3 separate regions of the Mus musculus genome follow, and all the other regions are linked to region 1. Evidence: chromatin loops called from intact Hi-C (ENCODE). Cell type or tissue: heart. All regions are shown on one strand. Links, peaks and the distances in the headings refer to the core of each region. The heading gives the core; the rest is flanking DNA.

The links. A loop is a pair of places that touch in the nucleus more often than their neighbours do. Peaks named below come from ENCODE experiments on the same cell type or tissue, not always from the same donor. Only the 100,000 strongest peaks of a DNase experiment are listed, where the experiment ranks them.
Region 2: a loop joins it to region 1, with 3.0 times the contacts of the local background. A loop is called at or near these places in 1 of 42 quality-filtered maps.
Region 3: a loop joins it to region 1, with 2.8 times the contacts of the local background. A loop is called at or near these places in 1 of 42 quality-filtered maps.

Annotation. Positions count from the first base shown.
Region 1 is chr9:59,288,924-59,293,876 of GRCm38, forward strand. Adpgk (ADP-dependent glucokinase) reads left to right here and starts at 2,649. Exons shown (of 7, transcript NM_028121.2): 1 at 2,649-2,943. The coding sequence starts at 2,711. In heart, for the core only: a CTCF peak has its summit at 2,482; a DNase peak (open chromatin) is centred at 2,518; H3K4me3 peaks cover 2,448 bases; H3K27ac peaks cover 3,218 bases.
Region 2 is chr9:59,758,769-59,763,721 of GRCm38, forward strand. All of the region lies in intron 1 of Myo9a (myosin IXa), which reads left to right. Among named protein-coding and RNA genes, the nearest start is that of Myo9a, 10 kb to the left of the region's middle. In heart, for the core only: a CTCF peak has its summit at 1,989; no DNase peak of the experiment used is centred there.
Region 3 is chr9:59,422,845-59,427,797 of GRCm38, forward strand. It overlaps Arih1 (ariadne RBR E3 ubiquitin protein ligase 1), which reads right to left. Exons shown (of 14, transcript NM_019927.2): 4 at 3,770-3,862; 5 at 3,279-3,334. Among named protein-coding and RNA genes, the nearest start is that of Gm20199, 56 kb to the right of the region's middle. In heart, for the core only: a CTCF peak has its summit at 2,233 (motif pointing left); no DNase peak of the experiment used is centred there.

The DNA of each region.
Region 1 (4,953 bases), core at 628-4,627:
AGCTGCTTGGACGAGACCTCAGAGACCCTGAGCTGTGGAAAAGGTTAACCCAGCCAACACAGGGGCCTTTTGCTCCAAAGTAGAAGCAAACTTGCCCCTCAAAACCTTTCAGATCATGGGGGTGGGAGTGGGGTGATGTGGATTGGTGTTCTGATGGGCTCTGCTATTTCCTGTTTAAATCCTAGATGTGCTTTTATAGCCTTCTGGGTCAGGGTCTTGGGTGGAACACCTGGGGCCTGTGCTGCTCTCTGAATTCTCTGGAATGAAATTGCTTTTTCGCTCTCTCATTTTAAGGTCCTAGGAGAGAAAACCAATAGCAAAGGCCATGTCTGGAAGTAATTTGGGTTGGGGGAGGGGTAGTCATGAGGCTCCTGCTGCTCACTCCCTTGTTCTCTCTCTCTCTCTCTCTCTCTCTTTCTTCCTTTCTTTTTTTGTTTCACTCAGGCAATGAAGCCTTGTCTGCTTACTCAGGACTGCTCTGCATAATTGTCCCCTAGAAAAGCAACTGGCTAGTAAAACATTCCAGATGCCAAACAGATAATCTGAAATGACTGCTGTTCATTAAGGAATCAGTTCAAGAAGGACTGTAGTTCCCTGCGCCCTGATAAACTGGGAGAGGACATCAAGACTGCTGGGACTGTGTATGGGGTCAGAAGTCTCACCAGGCTCTGTGAGGTGTTGCTGCTGTCTCTCGTTCCCCTCCGGGAGCTCTGGATTTCTTAATTTGCAGCTGGAATTGGAGTCATCTCTCATCTCCTTATCTTCCCCAATACAAACTCACATTGACTGACCCAATGAGGAAGAGGCCCAGATCATCCCCCCAAAACTACCCGACGAGATCCAGCTTGCTAGCACAGGCCACAGAGTCACCCACACCACAGCTGTACTTTTACATGAGAAATAAACTTAGATTTAACTTGCTCCAGCTCTTGCTAGTTAGCCTCTAAGACTAAACAACAAAAGGTTTTGCAAGCCTGGAAAGACTCAGCAACAGCTTTGCAAGGGATCTCCACACTGATGGGGAGTCGTCCCCTCATCTTCCCAGATGAGTGTGTTCTTATAGTTCAGCTGCCTCCGCTCCTCCCAAAACTGATCTTGGGAATTTATATTTAATGGGCTTTAGCCAACCTTCAAACACATGTGACTTTGCCAGTCCACCTCCCAAATCAATTAATCACAGACACCTGGTACTGGTTCTCAGTAAACAGAGGCAAAAAATGCTTCTGTTTACAGACACTCTGTAAAGTGTCTGTCTAGAAGGTATAAGACCTTCCCTTCCTCCCTGAGCACCAGACACAGAGATACACATTTGTAATTCCAGGAGCTAGAGGGAAGAGGATCAGAAGTTCAAAGTTGGGGCTGGAGAGATAGCTCAGCGGTTAAGAACGCTGACTGCTCCGGGGGTCTGAGCGAGAAGAAAAAAGTGTCTGGGGACAGCTACAGTGTACTTACATATAATAAATTAATAAATCTTTTTAAAAAAAGTTCAAAGTCACCCTTGACAACGCAGTGAACTTGAGGCTAGTCTGGGCTAGTAACCAGTCTCTGGCCAGTTAACAGCTGAGAGCCATAACAGAAACACTTTGGATACTGGGGGTGGGGGTGGGAGATAACGTCCAAGATCAAAGCCAGGGAAACACATTTCTATTAACAAGTTCAAAAATTATAGACAGAGTAGAAAATTGGTCAGGAGCTAGCAGAACTAGCAAAATAGAAATAGGCCAGGCTAGATGAGGCTGAGAATGAACTGGACATCAAGCCTAGCTTTCCTGCCTCTTAACCTACCCTCTCACATAGAACCGTCACATCAAAGGAGGAAGGGCTGGATTTCTGTAGTATCACCCGGAACAACTAAACCAGGATTTAAAAACTCGAGTCTATAGTCCTTCCATACTGTACACATGATTGTATCCCTTTGCGGCTTACTCTGGGGTTGTTCAAAGGAACACCACCTCCGAAAGGGTTATCTAAGGGGTCTGAGTGTTAAATCTGATCTCTAGATTGAACAAGATCGCTTCAGTCTTAGCGGAAGCCTTTGACTAGCTGAAAATCTCAAGAGGTGGACTCCCCGTGCCCAGCACCACTAGGGTCTGAGCAGATTCCTCTCGCGGGAAGCCCTTCCCATCGTCGTGCACCCTCCGCCTCGCCACTGCACCAGACTTAGAAAGGAACCGGCCTAGTAAAACCATGGAGGTCAAACACTGGCGGAGGGACGGATTAAGAGACAACAGCGTGGCTCGTTGTCAATGGGAGACCGACTACTCTAATCGCGAGGTTTGCTGCTTCTTCGTTATCTGCATGTCTTATCTTACTAGGGAAGTAAAAGTATTCTCTCGCCCCCACCCCGGACACACACACACTCTATCTCAGGCTATCAGTGAATATCGGGAAGACGTGTACGGATTGGGAACCACACTACTGCCTTTGTTCATCCAAGGACAGAATCGCACAACAGCGTCGCCCAGCGCCAGCGCCAAGACTTAAACAGAGCGAACCCCCAACGCCAGCCCTGTCGTCGTCCCGCCTCCAGCCCACCCATAGCTCCACCCATAACTGGGGCTGCAGTTCCGTCGTAGCTCCGCCCATCGGGAGGAAGAGCCTGTGGCGCGCGGGTGTGACGTTACGCACGTCTACGTCAGCACGCGCCCAGCTGGGAGGAGGCGCGAGCCGAGAAAGGATCCTGTAGCCACCGGTGCGGCGGTGTGTGCACATGGCGCTGTGGCGCGGCTCTGCGTGCGCCGGCTTCCTGGCGCTGGCCGTGGGCTGCGTGTTCCTGCTGGAGCCGGAGCTGCCGGGCACGGCGCTGCGCTCGCTCTGGAGCTCCCTGAGGCTGGGACCCGCGCCAGTGCCCGTGGGACCTCTGTCCCCGGAGAGCCGGCTGGCAGCCGCTTGGGACGCCCTCATCGCGCAGCCCGCCCGGCGCTGGCGCCGCGTGGCTGTGGGGTGAGTGCCTGCGGGGCCTGCCTGCGGCTCTGGGCCTCCCCGGGAAGTGCGCGCGCTCCGGGGTCCGCCCGGGACTCGGTGGTGTCTGGGTTGCCCTCTGGGCGAAAGTGTCGGACGCGTGAGACGAGCCTTTTTCCGTCATCGCTGCAGGGATAGTCAGCATATTTCCACCCGGTTGGCCCTGCTCCCTGTAAAAGCAGCTCTCATAGCTTCTTAGAAATTCAACTCAGCCTGTCACTTGTAATTTTTGAGGTTACTCTGTTGTCTGTCTTCCAGCCCTTTTTTGCCGACTGTTCTCAGGTGGCCACGATGGTTTTCCTATTTTTTTAGCACTCTTCCTAACGTACTTAAAGCTAAATGCTTCTGTCTCTAGCTGTTGACTTTACGTCATCCGGTCTGAAGACCACTCTACTAAGACTGCTCATTTTCATATTCAACATTTTTTGTTAAGGATTCCTTACCAGAACTCTGCGCCTTTCGCGTTTAGCACGCCCTTCTCGAAACTACCTTCTTCCCCATACTAAGTGATAGTTCATATTTTTAAGGTTCTCTCAAATCACAGTATCTCCTTTCTTTGTGAAACTCACAGAAATGTATCCAATTTTTTTTACACTAACCTTAGTCCCTCTTCCAGTTAGGCTTGGCTTTCTTGTCTTGTCAAGGGCACTATGCATCAGCGAGTTTTTTAGTATGTTTTTCTTTAGGTTAGAGTTGGTTTTTTTTTTTTTTTTTTAAATGTTGCTTCTGTTGTTCCTTTTTGAACTACAGCCTCCTTGGCTGGTCTGGAACGTAAGTAGATCATTAGAACATAGATCATTATCTGATCTGTTTGCTTCCTTTTTCTTTCTTTCTCTTGTCTTTTTAGTTTAGTTTTATTTTTAAATTATTCTTCTTTAAGACAGGGCTTCTCTGTGTAGTCCAGGCTCTCCTGGAACTCACTCTGTAGACCAGGCTGACCTCGAACTCTAAGGACCAGCTGCTTCTGCCTCCCTGGTGCTGGGCTTAAAGACCTGGCTTTATCAGGTTCTTGATCATCTTTCTTGGAGCTATGTCAGGTGTGTGCTGGGCTCTGAGGGCATATGTATGGAAGAAGTCAGGTCTGTGCTGCATTTTTTTGGAAGCAGCTTGAGCAGCTACAACAGAATAACTCACACTAGTTGCTTAGAACAACATAAACTTTCTGTGACTGGAGACCGATAGTTCCAGATCAAGGTGCCAGGGTGATTTCTAAGGAAGCTGATGCTGGGGGTGCCTTTCTTCTTTCTTCCTACCTTGGAGCCAGTCAGCTTCTCGTGCTCTCACATGCCTTTTACTGTATAGTTCTCCAGAGTGATGTCTTTTTCTCTTATATGGACACCATTCCTGTTGGATTAGGGGCCACCTACTTAACCTTAATTGCTCCCTGAAAGACCCTAAGTCCAGATACAGTCACAGTGGGGATTGGCGTTTGTCTTAGTTACTTTTCTATTGCCATAACAAAACTACAGCTAAAGCAACTTGTAGAAGAAAGAGTTTATTGGGGGCTTACAGTTTTGGAGGATGAGTCCATGACCATCATGACAGGGAACGTGACGGCAGGCATGATACTGGAGCAGTAGCTGAGAGTGTATATCCTTATTCAAAAGTAGGAGTAGCGTAGCTAACTGGAAAGGGCGTGGGCTTTTGAAACTTCAAAGCCCACCCCCACTGAAACTTCTTCCAAGAAGGCTACACCTAATCCTTCACAAACAGTTACACGAACTGGGGAGAAAACATTCGAATAGATGAACCAATAGGGAGCATCCTCATTGAAACCACCACAGGGTTCCCATGCAAGAGTTTGAGGTGAGGTAGGGGAGATACATTGTCTATAGCAGTTGTGAAAAGTGCTGTCCGTGTTCAGCTACCAATAAGAGCAAGGCAGTCAGCTATTCCAATGAATGACTCATTCCTCTCAGGATGGGGCAGTAGAAAAAGCTCCAAGAAGATGATGTTCCATTTTCTATTTATGTAGTAATAAATCACCCCAAC
Region 2 (4,953 bases), core at 448-4,447, 470 kb after region 1:
AGGACGAGTCCTGTGTCATAGCTAAATTTGGAAAAAAATTGCTTCTTTTTCACTACTAGCAATAGTTGTTAATTTTTTTCAAACCATAAGATATATATGTAGTTCTTTACATTTCTAGGTATTCTTTTAAACATACTTTCTCTTCAGTTAGGTTTTTCTCTCTTTTAATTTTAAATCCATTTTGTCTAATTAAATAGAATATGGGTTTTTTGTTTGTTTTGTTTTTTTGTTTTTGAGACGGTTTTTTTGTGTAGCCACCTGGCTGTCCTAGAATGGCATCTCAGAGATTCACTGGATTTAGAGGCTTGCCACCCCACACCTAGCTAAGTGTATGGACTCTAAAACCTGGATTTTCAACAGATTTGGATTCAAATTCAGTCATATCACTTCAGGATTGTATATTTATCTCCTGTAGGGTGATAGTATTTTTTTCCTCACAAGGTTTTTAAGGCTTTTTGTTTTTGGAGGTGGATCTTTTTGTTTGTTTGTTTTGTTTTTCTGAGACAGGATTTCTCTATGTAGTCCTGGCTTTCCTTGAACACATTCTGTAGATTATGCTGGCCTTGAACTGGAAGAGATCCATCTGCTGTGTCTCCTATGAGTGCTGGAATTAAAGGTGTGGGCCACCACTATCAGGCTGGAGGTGGGGTCTTGATAAGTTTTTTCCAAGGTTGTTTACAAACTTCCTGGGACTTCGCAGTTGGGATTACAGGTGAATGTCACAGAGCCTGGCTAAAGTTGAGTATGTAAAAGCTTTCTTCATATCCTTTGTTATGTTTAAGAATTATATTAGGATAAGTGACTAATTACAGTGGCTTTTTTTGTTATATTTGTCAACAGAAGTAAATACTAGGGTGATTTATTAGATGTCTTTCAACTGCCATATTTTATAGTTCAAAATATTTGAAGAAATGTGTTGCTGGGTATAGTGCTACATAACTCTAATCCTAGCACTTGGCAGAAGATTGAAGTCAGCCTGGTCTACACAGTTTGTTCCAGGATAGCAAGAGCTACTATGAAGTGAGATTCCTAGTAAAACCAGGGCCTTTTCTTGCTATCTCAGTACGTAGGGTTAATGGATATTAGAATGTATTTTGGGTGAGGTTATCATTACTGGATGTGTTCGGTTTGGCAATGACAGACATTCCTTAAATCATTGACAGATTTTAGTACTATTGCTGTTTGTAGTGTGTTAAGTATTTGTTTGAAATCTTCTCACTTTTATCGATCATCTGATAGTGGGCTGAATAATATCTCTCTCTCTCTCTCTCTCTCCCCCCCCTAATATAAGGAACTTTACCAAGAGACTGTAGACATCTTCATAAGTGATTTTTCAATCATATTTTTTCTGAATAATGTTTGCAACTTTCTTTTCTTTTAGTTCAACCCCTCCCCCTTTGTTTTAAATTATAAAAGCTACTTAACATTGAAAGGTTAAAAAGAGAATTAAAAGGTTGAACATTCCAGGCGTGGTGGCACACACCTTTAATCGGGAGGCAGAGGCAGGTGGATTTCTGAGTTCGAGGCCAACCTGGTCTACAAAGTGAGTTCCAGGATAGCCAGGGCTATACAGTGAAACCCTGTCTCGAAAAACAAACAAACAAACAAAAAGGTTGAACATATTTGCAGTTTATATTCAATATTAGCACTGTTTGCTTCCATAGTGTTGTGGTGCTATGATTTACTGGATTGTTCTTTATGTGTGTGCATATTTTTGTGAACTTATTGTTGTTCCTCTTCTCTCCTCCCCCTCCTGCTGACAGGGTTCCTTTCCTTCCCTTCCCTTCCCTTCCTTTCTTGCCTTTCTCTCCTTCCTTTCTTTTCTTCCCCCCCCCCCCCCCCCAGACAAGGTTTCTCTATGTAACCATAGCCATCCTGGAACTCATAGGCTGGCCTTGTAGTCAGCAACTAGATCCACTTGCCTCTGCCTCCCGAAAGCTGGGATTAGAGGTGTGTACCAGCACCACCTAGCTTCTAGAAAGTAAATGACAAATATGACAAATATGTTTCAAAATACTTTTGAAAATATTTTTGTACGTGTATGTGTGTACGTGTGGATGTCAGAGGAAGCTTGTGGGAGTTGATTTTCTTCTATCATGTGTGTCCTGGGGATGGAACTCATGAAGCCTTCCTTGGTTCTAGTCATCTTTATCTACTGAGCCATTTTACTGGCCCAGAAAATATTTGTTAAAAAATAGATATTCTTTACATTAATACTAGTTTTACCATTGCCAATACCTTCTCTAGAAGTTAATTTACTGTGTGTGTGCTCCATGTGCATTTGGAAGTGACTTTTCCTACTGAGCCATCTTGCTGAACTTTCCAGTAAAAAAATTAATTTTCAGTCTATAGTTCAATTTCCAGTTATTCCTTAAAATAAGATCTCACATTCTATTCATATTTTTCTTTTGCATTTCACTTATCTCTTATACTTGAGAATAGTTCTTTCTCATAAGATACTGAAATGTCCTTTTCAATAAGATACTGAAATTGCTTGAAAGAACAGATTATTTTGAAGAATGGCTTGTTTTCTAGAGTTATCTAATTGTTTCTTGGTGTGGTTGTATAATTTGTTCTTTTCTGGTTTCTATTTTTGAATTTAAGGCTATCTTTTTAAGGCTTGTTTAATGTGTTAATTTTTTTAGCAAAGTCTTTTATGGGTAATGGAATATATCATTGATGATATGTGTATATCATCTAGGCTGTAGACCACATGTATGAGGATAGCAATAACTTCTGTCCAACCGAAAATTGTAAACTTAATACATTTTGAAACTCTTTTTCTTTTGGTGACTCGACTGAAATGTTTTCAAGCATGAACTTTGTAGTTGACAGCATGACATTGCAGTGTTAAGAGGTTGGACAAGCTGGAATGGAGGTACATGATGTTACGTGTTCCCCTATTAGAGATCCAAGTTTGACAGGGTTTAAGGTGGTATTTGTTATGACTTTGTATTTTAAAAGTGCCTTTTTTTACTCCTATAATTAAATATGCTAACTTATGGGAATTCAGCTTTGACATTGTTCTTTAGTGCTTTAATAATGTCTATTCTTTGTAGGTTCAAAATAAAGAACTCTAATATTAAAGTTCAAATTTCTTTTTTCTTTTGTCAGTGTATTTTAGTAAGGATATATTTATTGTTTGGAATACATAGTACTATTTATTTTCTTGGTGTGATTGGTGCCAGTTTGATATGTATTAGTGTCTAGTTTTTATTTTAGGAATAATTTCTCTTTATTGATTTAATTCTATTGTTTAAATATGCAAAATAGTTGCAAAGTATAAAAGGAGAAATCATATGCTAAGATAAATTTGGGGATCTCATTGATGTGTGTGGTATTTTTTTCTTTCAAATCCTCCATTTATACACCCAAATTAGCATACTGTATGTGTTGCTCCCCCCCCCCATTTCTTATTGGCACATAAAGATTATCTTTTTCCTTCTTTTCTTCACTTTTCTTTTCTTCACACAGGGTTTCTCTGTATAGCCCTTGCTGTCCTGGAGCTCATTCTGTAGATTAGGTTGGTCTTGAACTCAGAGAGATCCACCAGTCTCTGCCTCTACATGTAAAGTACATGAATTCTTTTCTTCTTTTTTTCTTTAATTTTAATGCCCCCCCCCTTCTGTCCTAAATCTTTCAGATTATAGAGTTGAAGCAGTCAGTACATGCCTACTTAGGGTACAGTAAGCCTTCTCAGATGCACACTATATGAGTGAGAGATCAGAAACATACTGTAAAGGGAGAGGGAAGGGAAACTTAGAATGCAAGTGATTCAAACCCTAATGTTATAGACTAGGTGTTGGATATTAGGGAACTGAACCCTTCAGACTCTATTTGTCTTTTACTCTAGCGTCAGCATTTGTGGAGAATGTGAAAAATTATAAATTATGTTAGTTTAAAAAAATGTGGCTAAGTTGGTTGGAAATGGTACACAGCTTTAATCCCAGCCCCCTCACTGATCTCTTAAGTTCTAGGACAACCTGTTGTACAGAGTGAGTTCTAGAACAGTCAGGGCTATACGGAGAAACCCTGGGTCAAAACCAAAACAACAACAACAAAAAACCAAAAACTTAAATAAATAAAATGATGATGTGCGCTTGTAATTCCAACACTGGAGAGTTGCAGTCATGCAAACTCTTGTGGTGGTCTGGCCATGCAGAATACCTTACTGGCCTAATTGGCAAGCCTAAGACCAGTAAGAAATCTATTTTTAAAAGTTTTTCTTTTAAATTTTTAAAAAAAGATTTATTTAGTTATTTATTATATGTGAGTACACAGTAGCTGTCTTCAGACACTCCAGAAGAGGGCATCAGATCTCATTACGGATGGTTGTAAGCTATCATGTGGTTGCTGGGATTTAAACTCAGGACCTTTGGAAGAATAGTCAGTGCTCTTAACCGCTGAGCCATCTCTCCAGCCCCATATATTTTATTTATTATTTTATTTTATTTTATTTTATTTTATTTTATTTTATTTTTTGAGACAGGGTCTCACTATGTAGCTCTGGCTGTCCTGGAGATCAATCTGGCCACAAATTCATAGAGATCCACCTGCCTTTGCCTTCTGAGTGCTAAGATTAAAGATGTATGAGAATAGCTCAGCTGTAAAATATATTTTACGTATTTTTTTTCCCTTCCGAAACACCCTCACATCCTTCCCAACTCTCTAGCATCCAGTGTCATGTTCTTTCTCTCAAAACAAACAGGCAAACAAAAACCCAGAACAAGAAACATATCCCAGAAATGGAAATCAAAAGAAACAGATTAAACCAACAATACAAAACTCCAAAACAACCCCCAACCAAAAAAAAAAAAAAAAAAAAAAATCAAAACAAAGCAAAATGAAACAAAAACTCCACAGAAACATGTTTGAGTTCATTTTATGTTGGCTAACTACTCCTGGGCATAGGGCCTGCCCTGGAGTGTTGGTTGATATACCCAGTGACGTTCC
Region 3 (4,953 bases), core at 448-4,447, 130 kb after region 1:
ACCCCATGAAATAAGCAAAACATTCTCAATTTTTATTAAAAAAAAAAAATTTAACCGAGTTCAGAGTTGAAAAAGCTATACAAAAGACAAACACAAATGTAACTACCTAGACAAATCAAAATCCCAACCACAGCACCAAATATGGGGAGACATTACTAGCTAAGTCATCAGAAACAGATGATAGCAAAAAAAAAAAAAACAAACAAAAACAAAAAACAAAAATAATGTAATAACATATCTGAAGTGCTAATAATTACTAAAAGACCAAGAATATATGCATTTTGAAAAATGTCAAGCATCAATTCATAAATACTACAATTTATTCTCCCTCTGGTACTTTATTCCCATTACTTTAAATATTAACAAAAGTCATCTTTATCATCTGAAATACCAAAACCAAAAGAAAACAACAATAACAAAAATCAAAATTTAATTTACACCTACAAGAATTTTGTGTCAAACTTAAATATCTTTTATAATGATCTGCTTGCTTACCATGTAGGAATAGCATCTTTTTAATCCTTTATTTTTTGGGGGGTGGGGGTAAGTGTGAGGTGTGTGTGTGTGTGTGTGTGTGTGTGTGTGTGTGTGTATTCATGTGCACACTGCTGCACAAGAACATGCAGGTCAGAGGACAACCTCAGGTGTTATTCCTCCAGTAAAATTTTGTTTTTTGAGTCTTACAAGTGTCTGCAACCATGCTTGGCCTTTTTCCTCCTTTTTTCCTGATGTGGGTTATAGGGATCAACTAAGGTATTCATGCTTGCATAGCTGACGCTTTTAACAACAGAATTACTGGCCTAGTACTGGAATATCATCTACTTAATGATCTGGAAAAGCCAGTGATTTCAAGGAAACAAGGCACAATAGTTTTATGTCTCACAACTTTTCCAGCAACACATTATATAAAACAGGTGTGAAAATGAGTTTTGGTTGAACTCAGAGATAGAGTTTCCAACTGTGCTCTTAAATGTATACACGCTGGAAGACAACCCTTGCCATGTTGTCATTAAAATATCTGAGAAAACTGAAAAACCTGTTAAGCCTAACTGGCAGTGATATTCATATCACTCGTATCAATTCATTTAATTAAAAAAAAGTTCTAAAAAAAGATGTTTTAATATCTAAGACAACAATTCTGTATGAAATCTACTGGATATAACTCATACCTGTCTGAAAACCACATTTTTCCCCTATTTTCTACTCAAGACCAAACTCACATCCTAGTAAAGTTTTTGTAGAAGGAACACACAATGATCTGTTTTCACTCTTGTTCTCATTTATAACTGATAAAGTGACACCACCAGTGACCACTTGATAGCGTTCTCTATCTCCCACCCATTTTGAAGTCAGGTCTCATGTATCGCTGGCTAGCCTCAAACTCACTCACTATGTAGACAAGGATGACCAGTGCTGGGATTATAGATAGGAGAACCACACACACCTAGTCTCATGTAGGAACAGAGCCAAGGGCTTTGTGCCTAATGGAGTTTTGTCATCGATACTAGTCAAAGGTTGTAGTAATATGATGTGTATTGATGTAGTAGAGGATGCTTTAAGAGTGGGGAAATATTGGTTAATGAGATTTGTTTAGAAGGCTGGTCTAACAGAGCTAGTTCCAGGACAGCCAGAGCTACAGAAAGGAACCTTGTCTTGAGAAAGAGCAGGGGGAAAGGGGGGGGGGGGGGGGGGGGGGGGAAGGGAACAGAGGGAAGGGAAGGGGCGAGGAATAGAGGGGAGGAGAGGAGAAATAGAAAGGAGGCTAGGCAGAAAGGCTCAGCAGGTAAGAGCACGTTACAACAAACCTAACAACCCCAGTTGGATCCCTGGGACCCACATGTGGTATGGTACTTGGGAAAGATGGCTCTGTGGTTAAGAGCAATGACTGCTATTCCAGAGGTCCCGGGTTCAATTCCCAGCAGCCACATGGTGGCTCACAACCATCTGTAATGGGATCTGATGTCCTCTTCTGCTCTGTCTAAAGACAGTGGCAGTATACTCATATAAATAAAATAAATAAATCTTTATGAAATAATAAAAGTTAAAAAAAATTCCCCCAAGTAGAATATTTGAGCTTTAGTAGCTGTGCTGGTCAGGTTAACTTAATTAGGTTAAATTTACTTATTAAAAACACTGCTGGGGCTGGTGAAATGGCTCAGCGGTTAAGAGCACTGACTGCTCTTCCAAAGGTCCTGAGTTCAAATCCCAGCAACCACATGGTGGCTCACAGCTATCCGTAATGAGATCTGACGCCCTCTTCTGGTGCATCTGAAGACAGCTACAGTGTACTAATGAATAATAATAAATAAATCTTAAAAAAAAAAAAACTGCTGTCATTTTCCTTTATTACTTTTTATTCACAGAAAAAACTTTCTGTATAGGCAATAAAACCACTTATACAATTTGTATATGGATATTCAAGACCTCAATGTGCTTGGCATCCTGAAATTAAGTCAACTGACAAACCTGGGCCACAAAAACAGCACTGGCCCAGGAAACCAGCAGCGGGTTTATACCAGGAATTCACTATGCTTCTTTCCCATGTTTCCTTCTTCCATCCAAAGAGGAACATCTGTACTGAAGAACTAGTTTACAGCCTCCATGTAGTACACCTTTCAAACTATTAGCAGCATTTCAGCAGAGAACACTCTATCCCTGAGCACTGCAGTGAGGGGCTAATGATATATCAATAAAACTCTGGCGCAGCCTTCTGCTTATTGAGGCAAGTGCTGGAGTTCCTCAAAGACTGCCAGACTCAGCTGCATCATACGCTGAGTTTCTTCTTTTGGAAAATACAGGTATTATGTACCTGTACTGAGTCTGTCTGTTCCTGGTCTCCCTCTTTATTCTAGCACTGACATTTTCATAATGACTCACATTCTTTCCATTCTATTCCACTTTTGTTTTTGATTTTTTTGTTTTGTTTTTTTGGTGGACACAGGAAACCAAAACCAGAACCTCACATAGGCTAGGCAACTCACAGAGCAACACTCCCAAACTCTTCCCTGATTCTGTCTTAGACTGTTACCCAGAGAACATAATTTAACACATTCATTATCCCATTATACAATTTCAATATTTACCAAAATTTGGCTATCACATATTGCCAAATAAACCATAAGAATGACTACCTAAGTGACTTTTTGTATAATAAACAAATGAGTGGGGAATAAAAGCCTCTTGAATTTTAATAATTTACTTTCTCAGAGGTACTAAGTCAAAATTAATTTAGTTTAACCAACAATACTCAATATACAGAATCTATCAGAAATACTTACATAACTGTGTTGTCATCCACTAAGATATCACAACCATGCGCAGGACACGAAATAGTCTGAAAAAGACGAAAATTTAAACTATGCCTTCATTCAGCACTATTTATAGGATGCTTATCATTGCCTGGCACTCTCCTAGATTCTGATGACACTTTGTTTGCAGGCTCTCAATCCTTTCCCGTTATATTTCAGGAAGTATGTCTTTAACTATCCTTCTAAGCAATCGCTTTTGCAACACAGAACGAGATAGTTAAAAGCAAAATACCAGACAAAGCTCTCTATCAAGATTAGCCTGATAGAAATTATCAGAGTTGATGCCTGCTAGGAAAACATTACCTAGATTAGGCTGTTAACTGGAATATCACAATCTAAATCTTTTTTTCCCCTAAGACTTTTAATCTAGAAAAATGTTTACTCCTGAAACTTTTATCTGGTTATATTTATGTAAGGGTCTAGACATTACAAGTAAATGTTATAAGTGAAAATCAAGTTACCTGCCCCATGCCTTCCTCCATTATTTTTGTAGTTAAATATTCACTCCAGCACTGCATACAAAACTTATGTCCACATTCAAGGCCAGTAAAATACTGTAACAAAAATAAAAAACAAACTTTAACAAAGACATTATTTTTAAAAGTAAGAGAAAAAAAGTGAAAGTACCTAATACCTAAAATGCCCATTTTACGATAACCAAAAAGCTCCTAAAACTAACTTCTTTGAAGACAGACTACCCAATTATCAGGAATGCATCTGTGGTTAATCTTTACAAATTTTACACAGGTAAATAATAACAAGTATAAATTAAATAGACAAATGTATGAAAAACATACTACTGAAAACAAAAAAAAAAAGCGTTCAATTTTGTTAGCTACTATGGAGATGTAAATCAAACCACAATGAGATGCCATGTCACACTCACTAGGAGAGCTGTAATTAAAGAGACAGATATTACCAAGTATGGAGATGGACAAACTGGAAGCCTGTTCCAATATACTGTTTTGTGAAAATCTATCATAACTCTGGATAACAACCAGGCAACAACTACCTCAAAATACTAAGTGCAGTTGTCATGTAACTTCTGCCTTGGTTACTTTTCTAATGCTGTGACAAAGCACCATGGCAAGGCAAGGTATAAAAGAATGTTTAATTTGGAGCTCGTATTTCGGGGGTTACAGGCCATAACCATCGTAGCAGAAAGTACAACAGAATGAAGGTTTATATCTGATCCACAAGCACAAGTCAGAGACAACTAATTGAAAAACCTGTGGGTTTTGAAACCTCAAAGACAAACCCAGGACACACTTCTTCCAACAATCTCCCAATCCTTCCTAAACAGTTCCACCAACCTGGGGCCAAGCATTCAAATATACAAACCCATGAGAAACACTATGGAGCAAGTGATGCTAGCAGACAGAAGAACTGATAGAGTTGAAGCAGGTACAAAACCCCTGGAGAACCAGTTCCCTGCCAAGCTCTACCTGTCCTTGAACGAGTAGCCATAACAGCCCACCTAGAGGGACCATAACAAATAGTCACATAGCAAACAAAAACAAAAACAAAAAACCCCCAGAGTTCTCCATGCTATTGAGGTATCTAGATAGATCCCAGGTATTTAGCCAATAAGATTCCCTTCCTGGCCATTCCTTCCTGCACCAAGAGTAAGTCATATATGCATTTA